Linked DNA regions of Mus musculus: regions 1 and 2 are each linked to region 3. A link is a loop called in an ENCODE intact Hi-C map of the cell type or tissue named here. Cell type or tissue: left cerebral cortex. All regions are shown on one strand. Links, peaks and the distances in the headings refer to the core of each region. The heading gives the core; the rest is flanking DNA.

The links. Peaks named below come from ENCODE experiments on the same cell type or tissue, not always from the same donor. Only the 100,000 strongest peaks of a DNase experiment are listed, where the experiment ranks them.
Region 1: it touches region 3 in a loop (2.2-fold over the local background); 17 of 42 quality-filtered maps call a loop at or near these places.
Region 2: it touches region 3 in a loop (2.1-fold over the local background); 16 of 42 quality-filtered maps call a loop at or near these places.

What each region holds. Positions count from the first base shown.
Region 1 is chr4:155,163,613-155,167,378 of GRCm38, reverse strand. The region is part of intron 1 of Ski (ski sarcoma viral oncogene homolog (avian)); the gene reads left to right. Among named protein-coding and RNA genes, the nearest start is that of Ski, 57 kb to the left of the region's middle. In left cerebral cortex, for the core only: a CTCF peak has its summit at 2,133 (motif pointing right); a DNase peak (open chromatin) is centred at 2,676.
Region 2 is chr4:155,143,242-155,147,007 of GRCm38, reverse strand. Morn1 (MORN repeat containing 1) reads right to left here. Exons shown (of 14, transcript NM_001081100.1): 14 at 1,501-1,841. The coding sequence ends at 1,699. Among named protein-coding and RNA genes, the nearest start is that of Morn1, 59 kb to the right of the region's middle. In left cerebral cortex, for the core only: a CTCF peak has its summit at 1,967; DNase peaks (open chromatin) are centred at 769, 1,992, 2,644 and 2,949; H3K27ac peaks cover 1,552 bases.
Region 3 is chr4:155,221,836-155,225,601 of GRCm38, reverse strand. Ski (ski sarcoma viral oncogene homolog (avian)) reads left to right here and starts at 3,067. Exons shown (of 7, transcript NM_011385.2): 1 at 3,067-3,766. The coding sequence starts at 3,082. Gm42364 (a long non-coding RNA gene) reads left to right here. Exons shown (of 2, transcript XR_881641.2): 2 at 1-162. In left cerebral cortex, for the core only: a CTCF peak has its summit at 2,116; a DNase peak (open chromatin) is centred at 2,274; H3K4me3 peaks cover 836 bases; H3K27ac peaks cover 877 bases.

The sequences.
Region 1 (3,766 bases), core at 726-3,225, 58 kb after region 3:
AAAGTTACAAAGTAGCGATGAAAATAATTTTATTGTTCGTGGTCACCACAACATGAAGAACTGTATGTATTACAGAGGTCACAACATCATTGTTGGGAGAGTCACTGCTCTACATGGGACCCTTATTTCAATACCTGTGAGAGGTCTGGAGATAGACATTAGTGTTTGACCATTTGCAGGCACAAAAAGAAGATTATAAGAAGCAGTCACCTGCCCTGTTGGCCACTTGTAGTTTCCTTGGTACACAGATCCCATTCTGGCTCTGTCTGTAGGCTGCACCTCAGGTGCATGTGAACTGTGCCCAGCGTCTCAAAACTCTGGGTAAGACGTTGCATCTTACTGCGTCGGGGTCCTTTGTGGGGCTGATACCCCTGGTGTGTCACCCCAGGTGCTGCCCACCATCTTCCTCTCCAAGTGCTTCAGACACATCCATCACGGGATTAATGTATTTCTACACTTACCGTAACCTTCCCAGTGGCTCTCTGCTGAGTCTTGCCAGACACAACTGGCGTTTCCCACCCCAGAGCTGTTTTCTGGTGGTGCTGTTGGATACTGTCCTTTGGGATCCATGTCAGGGTCAAAAGTAGAGTTTCCCAAGGCTCGGCCCACCAGACCTTGCAAAGCATTCAAGCTCAGGAGAGGTGTGTTTGAAGCATGCCTGGCTCAGCCTCACTGCTTTCTGTTAGGAAGCTACTGTCAACGAGCAACTCCCCTGGAATATGCAGGAGCTGCTTGTTCTTGGACACAAGCATAGGTTAGCCCTGTCCACCATCGCTGAGTTACTTCCAACCCTGGTGTACCATGGAGGTCCCAACCCTGAGGGGTAGCCAGGTGTATGGCCTCTGACTTTGGTAAAGTTGCTTGACGTTGTCTCTGGCTCCAGAATTGAGGTAACATCAAAATATCCTATTAAAGGTTTGCCCCCACTAAGGAGATCATGGACTCCCAGATGGCTCACATATGTTGCTCTTTGGGCCTGGGTGTGGACTATCTTTGTATAAATGACAAACCCCAGTGGCCAGGAGGTTTGAGGTAGTCATCAACAACATCACAACACTGGCAGAAGTTGCCAACCAGAGGGACCACAGGTCGACTGCTAATGTAACCTCTGAGGGTCCTTATGCATCTAGCAGAATGTCAGCTGGGCCCAGTCTATCTCAGTGTATCTATGTGTAGGCATCCAGGCCCTGACACCCTCAGGCAGAGACTACCTGCCTGTGCCATGATACTTAGTTGGGTCTTGGCATCTAGTGAATCTTCTATATGTGTGGCAACTCCTACCAGGGCAGACAAGGTGAAACCTCCTTTTTTTTTGCTCTAGGGTGTTGGCATCTCCTTGTATCTGGCTCTAGAATCTGGAAGAGAACAGCCAGCACTTTGTCCACAGTGAGCCAGAGTCTTAAGAGAGATGCAACTCACTTTCCCTCCCTCCCTCCCTCCCTCTCTCCCTCCCTCATTTCCTTCCTCCTTTCCAATTTGGGAAGGGACCTGGAGAGATTGCTTGGTGATTAGGAATTCATCGTTTGCTCTTGCAGACGACCTGAATTCTATCTCTAATGCCCACATGTGGTTCACAACTGCCCATAACTGCAGTGCCAGAGGCTCCAGTAGACACACACATAATAAACACATGCAAGTAGAGTGCTTAGCCAAGGGGTGGTGGAGCACGACTTTAATCCCAGCAAGCTGCAGGCAGAGGCAGGCACATCTTTTAGTTTAAGGCCGGTGAGTTCCAGGATACACAGAGAAATCCTGTTTTGAAAACAACAACAACAACAACAACAAAATAATTATTCATATAAAATGAAATAACTTCCCAAAGTATAGTTTTAGAGACTTACTTGTTTTAATTTGTGATGTGTTTAAATGCTTTGCCTGCACATACATCTACATACCCACCATGTGCATTCCTGGGGCTGGAAAAAGTCAGAAGAGGACGTTTGATCCTGTGGAACCTGAGTTCCAGATGACTGTGAACCCCTCTGTGGGTGCTGTGAATAAAACCCAAGTCTTCAGCAACAGCAGCAAATGCTCTTAACCACCGAGACATTTTTTTATGTTTGTATGTTTACATGTATATATGTTTGTGGGCCATGCCATGTGTGTGACTAGTACCCATGAAGGCCAGAAGAGGGCATCAGTTCCCTAAAACTGGCATTGGAGATGGTTGTGAGTCACCTTGTGAGTGCTGGGAACCAAATCCAAGTCCTCTGAAAGAACAGCCAGGGCTTTTACCCACTGAGCCATCTCTTTAGCTCAAGGGATGTATAGACAGCATTTCTGAGGGCTTCTAAATAGGTGGGTATTAATTACATGATGTCCCCACAGCAGAGCTGGCTCATACCTGGGAAGGCTGTTCCTGTCACAAGCCAATTCCGAGTCCCTTCCTGTCATTGCCCTTTAGTCCTCAAGGCTGGCACACGCTGCACAGGGAATGCTTAGAGTGAGGCAACGAGACCTCACAGACTTCTCCCGGATGACTGTGGCCCTTTCCATGCACAGAGAGCGGGGCCTAGCCTGCCTTATTGCTGTTGGCAGCTGTTGAGTTTGGGTGTTCCCTCATAATCCATCCTGTTGTATTTGTGTGTTTAAGGGCGTAAGTGACAAGAGACCCTGGCACTAGATAGGCTGAGAGCCTGGCTGGAATCAGGCCAGCCTCATTTCCTGACACTTGTTCCTTCTGTTGGCCTTTCCTGCCTCTGTCATTTGGAAGCTTGCCTGGGTTCCGCCCTGTGGTGTGGGTACTGTCTGCATTGTCAGGGACATACAGCAGAGTCCCTGTGTTCTCCCATGACCATTTGGTGGTCACTTAAAGATGGTTGGCGTCTGGGGCAGTGACCAGAGCACTATAGGAAGTTAAGCTGCATGCTCTGATCACAACCCACCCACCTACACACACCTACACACACACACACACACACACACACACTCAAAATCAAGGATAAGAAACTGGATGCAGCTGGAAGGATGGCTGCGCAGGCCTTGGGGACAGGTTCTGAGGCAGACTCTTTTTGTTTGTTTTATTTTCGGGACAGGATCTCCTTATTATGTAGCTCTGGCTGTCCAGGAACTTGCTGTGTAGACCAGGCTGGCCTTGGACTCCCAGTGTGCATGCGTGCCCCATCACCTTGGCTCTGATAATGAAGTTTCTTCAATAGTCGGGGGGGGGGGGGGGCTATCTTGGGGTGAACCATGGCAGTGAGCTTGTTCTTTCAGGACAGGCCAGAGTGGAGACTGTCGGGATTCTGTAGCGTGTGAGGTGAGCAGATGCTGTGTAGGGCCCCTGTGGTTCTCAGTTTCTTGTGTGGGGATCTAGTTACCACGGTCACCTTAGCACAGTGTGCAGGCCTCTTTTAGAACCCCGAATCTACTCACTCCCTTCGCAGTGCCGGCCATAGTGACTACTGCCTGTGACAAGTTGCCGTGCCTTGGGACGATTTCTCCAGCTACCTGCTGTCTATGCTTGTTGGGCATCCACAGGGTGCACGGTCTGTGCTGATTGGCTCCTGCTGGCCACAAATCCCTGAGGCCCTGCCTGCCAGTTCTCTGTCCGTCTGAGGCTAGAGACAAGTGCTAGACACAGCAGCCACATTGGCCACAGCTCATCTGAATGCCAGGCCCCACTGTGACCCACAGGCCCATAGTGTCCTGTCCTGTTTCTTTCCTTGATCAGTAAGAGTGTCTCAAGTATTCTTTCTGAGGTAGAAGGTGAAGGATTGTTAAGTTCTCTGTAGGTCAGAGTGCATGGACTCCGCGGTGCAGGGTG
Region 2 (3,766 bases), core at 726-3,225, 79 kb after region 3:
AAACTTGTTCTGCTGGCCAACCTCAGAGATCTACCTGCCTCTGCCTCCTGAGTGCTGGGATTAAAGGTGTGCGCCATCACAGCCCAGCAGGGGCTTTTTATTTTTTCTGTGAGCTCTGGAGAATGAACTCAGGTCCTCCTGCTTGCAAGACAGATGCATTCCCAACTAAGCTATCTCCTCCATCCTTAATTTAGTCTCTACTCTTCTTTTAAGATAGGCTCCGTCTATATCGCCAAAGCTGGTCTTGAGTGGACAATGATCCTCTCAACTGCTGGGGTTACACATTACCAGATCTGGCGCTAGAACTCTTCTTGGGCATTCAAGTTTCATGTGCTTGGACCACTCGGCGGCAGGGCCCTGGGTGGAGGAGGGGTTGCAGACGAGAACATCTGCACCTGTTCCTGTCCTGGCCACATGGAGGGCCGGGCCAGTTCCAGCGACCACAGTTCTCAGAAGACCAGCAGTTACCGGTGCAGATACACTTGTCCAGAAGAGGCAGTGTGTCTGTCTGGATATTGTGGCTACCCCTAATGTCCTGAGACAAGGATAAGAAGCCAGTGTCATCTCAGAACCTCAGTGGCTGTGTCAGGAAGCCAGAGCAGGAAGCCCGGGGTCTTGCCTGGACAGCTGGTGGGTTTGCTGATGACTGTGTAGGTGGCCAGCCTGGAGCTGTTTGCAGAGGCTGTGATGGAAAGCAGCCCCACCTGGCCTGCCTCGATTACCAGGACAGACCTGATGCCAGCTGAGGAGCCACTGTGGCACAAGCCCCGCCTGCCATACCCACATGGAACAGTGACTGCAAGTTTCAAAAGCTCAGCATGCTGTGGGGAGTTAAATACCAGAGGCTGCCTGAGGATGGGCTGGAAAACGGCAGCTGCGGCTGCTCACTCCCAGCCATTTTCCTTCCTAAATTGAAACATCATTTTCTTTGTTTTTCTTTTGACAGAAATTTGGTTTCATCTTGAGAAGGAGGAGGAGGAGGAGGAGGAGGAGGAGGAGGAGACTACAGAATGTTGTACTGTGCCTGAAGGGCAGACTTGAGAAGTGATGCTCATGAGTAGTTTAGGAGATAACAGTAGAGGGCAGGTCCAGAGACCTCCTGTGACCTGGTGAAAAGATGGCTGACCCAGGGGGTTGGGCCTCCTCAGCAGTCAGGTGTGTCCCTTCAGCGGCAGTTATGAGACCCGCCCCCCCCATGACCCTACCTTACCACTGCTGGGGATGACCAGGTAAGGAGGCCCTCTTCACTCTGCGACGCTAGGGAACCTGAACTTGAGGCTCCTCACGCTGGATGGCCTAGTTGCCCCCAGTTCTTGCCTTCACAGAAATCTAACGTAGACCTCCATGGCCCTGGGAATAATGTTGGTGGGGCAGATATGAGGGTCCTCAGAGGGCACTGGGACACTGAGCCTAGCCTCTACCTGTGTCCCATAAGACTCCAACCCAATGCAGTGCTGGGGCCAAGAGCCTGCTAGAAGGAGTCCCACAAAAGGTGCTACTCAGGGTTGGTATTTAGAATTTTATTGACGTCAGTAGCTGTGGGGCTCACGTGGGCAGTCCTAACGCTCAGGTTGTTTAGGAATAGAGAGGATGTGGTCCCTGGGAGAAGCAGCATCAATCTCCATTCAGGGAAGGCTGGCCTTCCCATGAGGGTATTGCTGGCTCCTTTATGTCCAACAGCCAAGAGTAGCCGCTAGCTTAGAGCTTCTGGTGATCTTCAGGGACATGGGGCCAGTGGGTGTCCCCCTTGGCTAAGATCCGCAGGTGTTTGAAGGTGGTGGGCAGCCTGTGGCCCAGGAAGGGAGGGCTGGTCACATCACAGACCATGAGCACATACTCCCCTGTGAGGGACAGGCAGGGGTATCAGGCTAGTGTGACCACTGGAGCCTAGGCTCTTCACCCTCCCTGGGTATCTCAGCCCTATCATCTCTGCCTGCCACAGACTGCCATCCTGAGGTTGGGTGTTTGGTTAGCAAGCGTTTGGGCAAAGCAACCAGCTTCGCAGGCCCAGCCTGGATCTGAAGTAAGCAGTGGTGTGGGCCAGCCCTTGGGGTCAAGCCACAGAGACCCCTGCTCCCAACTGCTAATTAGGCCACGTGGCTGAGTCTTTTTGTAAATACTTGACTACATTGTTTTTGGAGAAAACACATTCATTTTCTCTAAATATTTAAGAAATAGCTGGGCCTCTGAAGGTTTGAAGTGTCTGGTGGGGTCCTGAGGCCCTGGGGGGGTGCTGTTGGGAAAGCCCTAGGGGACTGGAGGGTAGAAAGCCTGGGGGTCTCTGGAGAGGGAAAGCCCTAGGGGGGGCTGAGAGGGAGGGAAAGCCTGGGGGTCTCTGGGGAGGGAAAGCCTGGGGGGGGGGCTGGGGTAAGGGAAAAACTGGAGGCAGGAGAGAGAAAGCTTGGGGGGCTGGGGGGAGGGAAGGCGGGAGGGGGGCACAGAAGGGAAAGCACTTTTCCTTTCCACAGTCTGTAAACTGTCTGGAGAGCTTCAAAGTTGGAGAAACCATAAAAAAGAAAATAAGAAATAACAAAAAGGGAAGTTGCCATAGAAACAGCCCTCTCTCCCTCCCCTGAGCCCGCTGGGGCTGGCACCAGAGTGTGGAAAAAGCTCCTTGGCTGGCCCAGGCTCACACCAGGAATGTGGCGGCAGCTGAAACTGGGTTGGGGCAGGCTCCCACCACCAAGCACAGCAGAGCCCAGCCGAGTGACATTCCAGCCACTGAGCAAGTAGTTACCCTCCATTCTGGCTCAGCTAAGGGCTGTGCCTTCCTGGACAGGACAGGATGAGAGTGGGCCTGGGGGCTGGAGGAATTTGCTTGGCCTTGGGTCAGTTTCTTTAGAGAAACTGGCTTTAGGAGGCCCATGAACTGGGACTGGGGTGCCTGGGACGGGGGACGCACATTGTATCAGTAAAGCAACGGCAGCAGGCCAGCCCCGCTCTGGCAGCTGGAGGAAAGCCCTGCATAGCGACGCAGCCACAGTGTTCCCAAGCAGCCCATCTCTAGGCGTTCCCAGGAACATGCAGCTGCACCAGGCTGGGCCAAGGGTGCTGGCCTGGGGAGCCAGTGTGAGCTCACGGCCATGGCCGCTGAACCAGGCCACAGGCCTGATCTGACCCTGTTCCTGGATCTGTCCCCCATCAGATGCATAAGACTGGTATGAGAAGCGCTGGCTGGTGGCTGCACTGGAGGGAGGCCTGGCCCAGACACCACATTGTTCAGTCGTGGGCTCCAATCCTGTCCCCCCAGGCAGTTCTTGCTGAGGGGCTTGGCTGTCACCTGGCTTTGCCCTGTGTGACACCCTCAATCTTGGAGCTGAAAGATCTTTCTCACTGTCCAGAGGTAACAGGGGCTTTGCCCAGTGCTGATCAAAGACTCAGCAGTGGGTGTGGGTGGGAATGCTCTAGCCACCCCTGCCCCTGTTCTAGGCTCTTTCTAGTAGAGCCCAACAGCAGAGCTGCAAGCCCAGGCTCACCCTGACCTCAAGGCCCTGCCAGAGCTGTGAGTGGACGATTTCTTAGGCTTCCTATGACCCTATGTGAGATGAGTCTCATGGCCTAATAGCCTCCCACCAGGATGGATGTTAGAGATGCTGGAACAAGGCTAATTTCTTGGGCCAGCCAGACAAGCATTTCCCCTTTGGACCTATATCAGCCTGGGCCCTTTTAGAGGAGAGAACTTTGTCTATAGAAGTTCATTAAAGGCGTGGTGGTGCACACCTTTAATCCTAGCACTTGGGAGGCAGAGGCAGGCAGATTTCTGAGT
Region 3 (3,766 bases), core at 775-3,274:
CCCAGGGCCCCACTAAGATAAAGATCATAACTTCCTTGTTTGTTTGTTTTGAGATGGGCCTCACTGTGTAGGCTAGGCTAGGCTGGAACCCAGAGATCTGTTTGATTCTGTTCCCAAGTGCTTGAGTAAAAATAAAAAGTGTGTTTTAGCTTGCATAGATCATTCAAGGGCTGTCTAAGTCACCTTCTTTGGATTACAATTTGCCTGATTTGGGTGGAATATAACCCCATGCAAGGAAGTCACTCTCTCAAACGTCACATTAATTTGTATGGAGTCTGCACGTGTGCAGACAAAGCTATCTACAGGGATACAACTAAGTCTCTTTTGTTTTGTAAATATTCCCTTCATGAAATAATTAGCTGTCTTTAAAAAAAAAATAAAAAAACCCAACTGCTTATTTTGCTACACTGAAAAAAAGATCTTTAAGTTGTGGGGAGGCTCATGGCATAGTGCACGTACGGAAGTCAGCAGACAAGTCATGGGAGCATTTTTCTCTTTCTACCCCCGACTGTCAGGCTTGAGGGCAACCATTTACCTGATGAGCTATCCTGCCAATCCCTTACCAGTTGTCGCATGTATTGACAGAAGAGAGAGCTAAGAGTGGGAACTCCTCATTATGAATGAAGTCAGAAGAGTAAACTGGGAGCCCGAGTTGTGCTAACACGGAAGGATGATCCCCTGGGCACGGTGGGAACACAGGAGCGGACTTTTGTCTTCATACAGGGAACTATCTAGCTTCCAGACTTTGAATATCAAGGCCTGCCTTGAGGTAGGAGCAGCTGAGGCTTGCACAGAGATGCCTGGCCAGCTCCAAGGTAGGCACTGTGTCTGGGAGTGTTGGCTTGTGTCTGTTCTGGTCTTACCCAGGAGGTCAGAAACTTGTCAAAAGCTGAAGATAACTCAGGCCGCCCTGGGTATGGCCCTCTTACTTCACCAATCAGGAAAGGCCTGTGCCCAGGCCAGTTTGAGGCCCTGGGTCTTTGAGGGGGAAATTTCTCACTTCTTCACTTAAACTGTCCTTCAGGGTCTGGTTTTGAATCCTTGTGTCAGCCCTTTTGTTATATGTTAGCTACTTTGGGTGACACTCTGCAAGATTGCCTTACTTTGATCCCAATGTATAGCCAATATATGGAGGGCCAGTGTAGTCCTACTCAGGCCGTAACCTAGATACCTGCTATGCACATGGATACTTGGTTCCCAGTCCTGGAGGATGCAGGGTAAGGATCATAGCAGCTGCCAGCCTGAGAATCACAGAGATCTGCTGTCCAAGCTATTGGCTAATGGCTGGCTCAAGAAGGGCCAAAAGCTACTAGACGCAGCTTCTTCAATATAGGATTACGTTCCTAAGTTCCCACCTCACAGAACAGGGTCCAGTAGACAGATGTTGCTGGTACCTATATCACTGATGAGAGGCTGGGTCACAGTTCATGGGGTAGTCGGTGTTACCTGCCAGTGAGTGACACAGGGACTCTCCATAGCTGTACCTCCTCTGCATCCCTAGGTCATGCTGTGAGCTCTGCAATCCTGTGTTGTTCTTGAGTGTGGAGTTCTGTATATCACTACACATGGAAACCCAGAAGTACTTTGGGCAGTCCTGCTCTGAAGACCTTGAGTGGTTCTTTGTGCAGGCACATGGGTTTTTGAGCTATCTTCTCAACATAAGAGTAACCTGGCATGAGTGTTCTGTGGTGTCCTTTATGTCACCTGGAATGCGTGTTTGTGTTGCCCCTATCATATGGGGGTAGGAACTTCGGTTGTGTGGCGACCCTAGGGTGCTTTGAGACGTTCTTGTATCAGAACCCGAATGTTTTGTGGCATCCTTGCTATGAGGAAGGGAACCTGGGTTTTGTTTTGTGGTGTCCTTGTTATGAGTGTCTCGTGGAGCACGACGTCCAGCAGTGTGGGGAGTGAAGGTTACTTCACAGTGTCTACCTAGAACGGGAACCCCGGGATGTAGGGCGGCAGCGGCGCAGATCTACTGCGGACCGCCGCTCAGCTGGCCTGTGGTTGTGGCAGGGGCCTTGTGGGTTTCGGGGGCCCCAAGACCGTGGTGGCAGCAGGACCGGAGTCTTCCCAGCCGCGCAGGAAGCGGCCTCGGCCGGAAGGGGGGCCCCAGGCGCCTCCGCTGTGGCCGCCTCCAGTGGCCTCCACAAGGCGGGGCCGAGCGAGACCGAGTAGGGCCGAGCAGGGCCGAGCCGGTACCGAGTAGGGCCGAGCGGGGCCGAGCACTGCCGAGAGGGGCCGAGCTCCGGTACGGGGGAGCCGAGCGGAGTCGAGCTGTGGGCGGACAAAGCCGAGCTTGGCCGAGTCCGGTCCGGGCGTAGCCGAGCGCCACTGAGCCCGGGAGGGGGAGCGCGCGTTCTTGGAAGAGCCCGCCCGGAGCTGGTCACATTCCTGGCCCGCACTCCGGCTGAGGCGGACGCACGGCAACAAACAACGCGGGAGGCGGGGCTGGCGCGGGCGGGGCGGGGCGGTACGGGGCGGGGCGGCGCGCGGCGGCGTGAGCTCAGCTCCCGGCGCTCAGTCCGAGCCGGAGCGAGCCGCCGGAAAGATGTGCGCCCAGTGCGCAGAGCCCCGCGCCGCCGCGGCGCTCTGAGGCCGCGGGCCAGAGGCGCCTCCGCCGTCCCGGGAGCCGCGCGCGCGGGCCAGCGGGCGGCCGGGAGCCGGCAGGCGGCCGCGCGGGCGGGCAGGCCGCCAGGGGCCGGCGGCGGGCGCGACGCGGCCGGTCAGCACCGCCGGGACGAGCCGAGCGGGCGCCGCGCGGTGGGAGGAGCGGGGCAGCGGCGGCGCGCCGCGCGCGCGGGGGGCCCGGGCGGCGGCGGGCGCGGCGCGGGGCGCGTGGATGTGGCGCCGGGCCCGGGCGGCGGCGGGCTCCAGCGGCGGGACCCCTTCGCCCCGCCCGCCTTCGCCTTCGCGCCCCCGGGCGAGGCCGAGGCCGGGGCCGTGATCGGCCGTGAACCGGCGACGGGGGGCGGTCGTGGCCGCGGTCGCGGGCGGCGGCGGGGTGCGCGGGGCGGCGGCGGAGGCCGTGGGGGCCCGGGCGCACGGGAGCGGGAGCGGCCGGGGGAGCCCGATCGCACCATGGAAGCTGCAGCGGCCGGCCGGGGCGGCTTCCAGCCGCACCCGGGGCTGCAGAAGACGCTGGAGCAGTTCCACCTGAGCTCCATGAGCTCGCTGGGCGGCCCGGCCGCTTTCTCGGCGCGCTGGGCGCAGGAGGCCTACAAGAAGGAGAGCGCCAAGGAGGCGGGTGCGGCCACAGTGCCGGCGCCGGTGCCCACTGCCGCGGAGCCGCCGCCCGTGCTGCACCTGCCTGCCATCCAGCCGCCGCCGCCCGTGCTTCCCGGGCCCTTCTTCATGCCGTCGGACCGCTCCACCGAGCGCTGTGAGACCGTGCTGGAAGGGGAGACCATCTCTTGTTTCGTGGTGGGAGGTGAGAAGCGTCTGTGCCTGCCGCAGATCCTCAACTCGGTGCTGCGCGACTTCTCACTGCAGCAGATCAACTCCGTGTGCGATGAGCTGCACATCTACTGCTCGCGCTGCACCGCCGACCAGCTGGAGATCCTCAAAGTCATGGGCATCCTGCCCTTCTCCGCGCCCTCCTGCGGGCTCATCACTAAGACGGACGCCGAGCGCCTGTGCAACGCGCTGCTCTACGGCGGCGCCTACCCGCCGCCTTGCAAGAAGGAGTTGGCGGCCAGCCTGGCGCTGGGCCTGGAGCTCAGCGAACGCAGCGTCCGCGTGTACCACGAGTGCTTCGGCAAGTGCA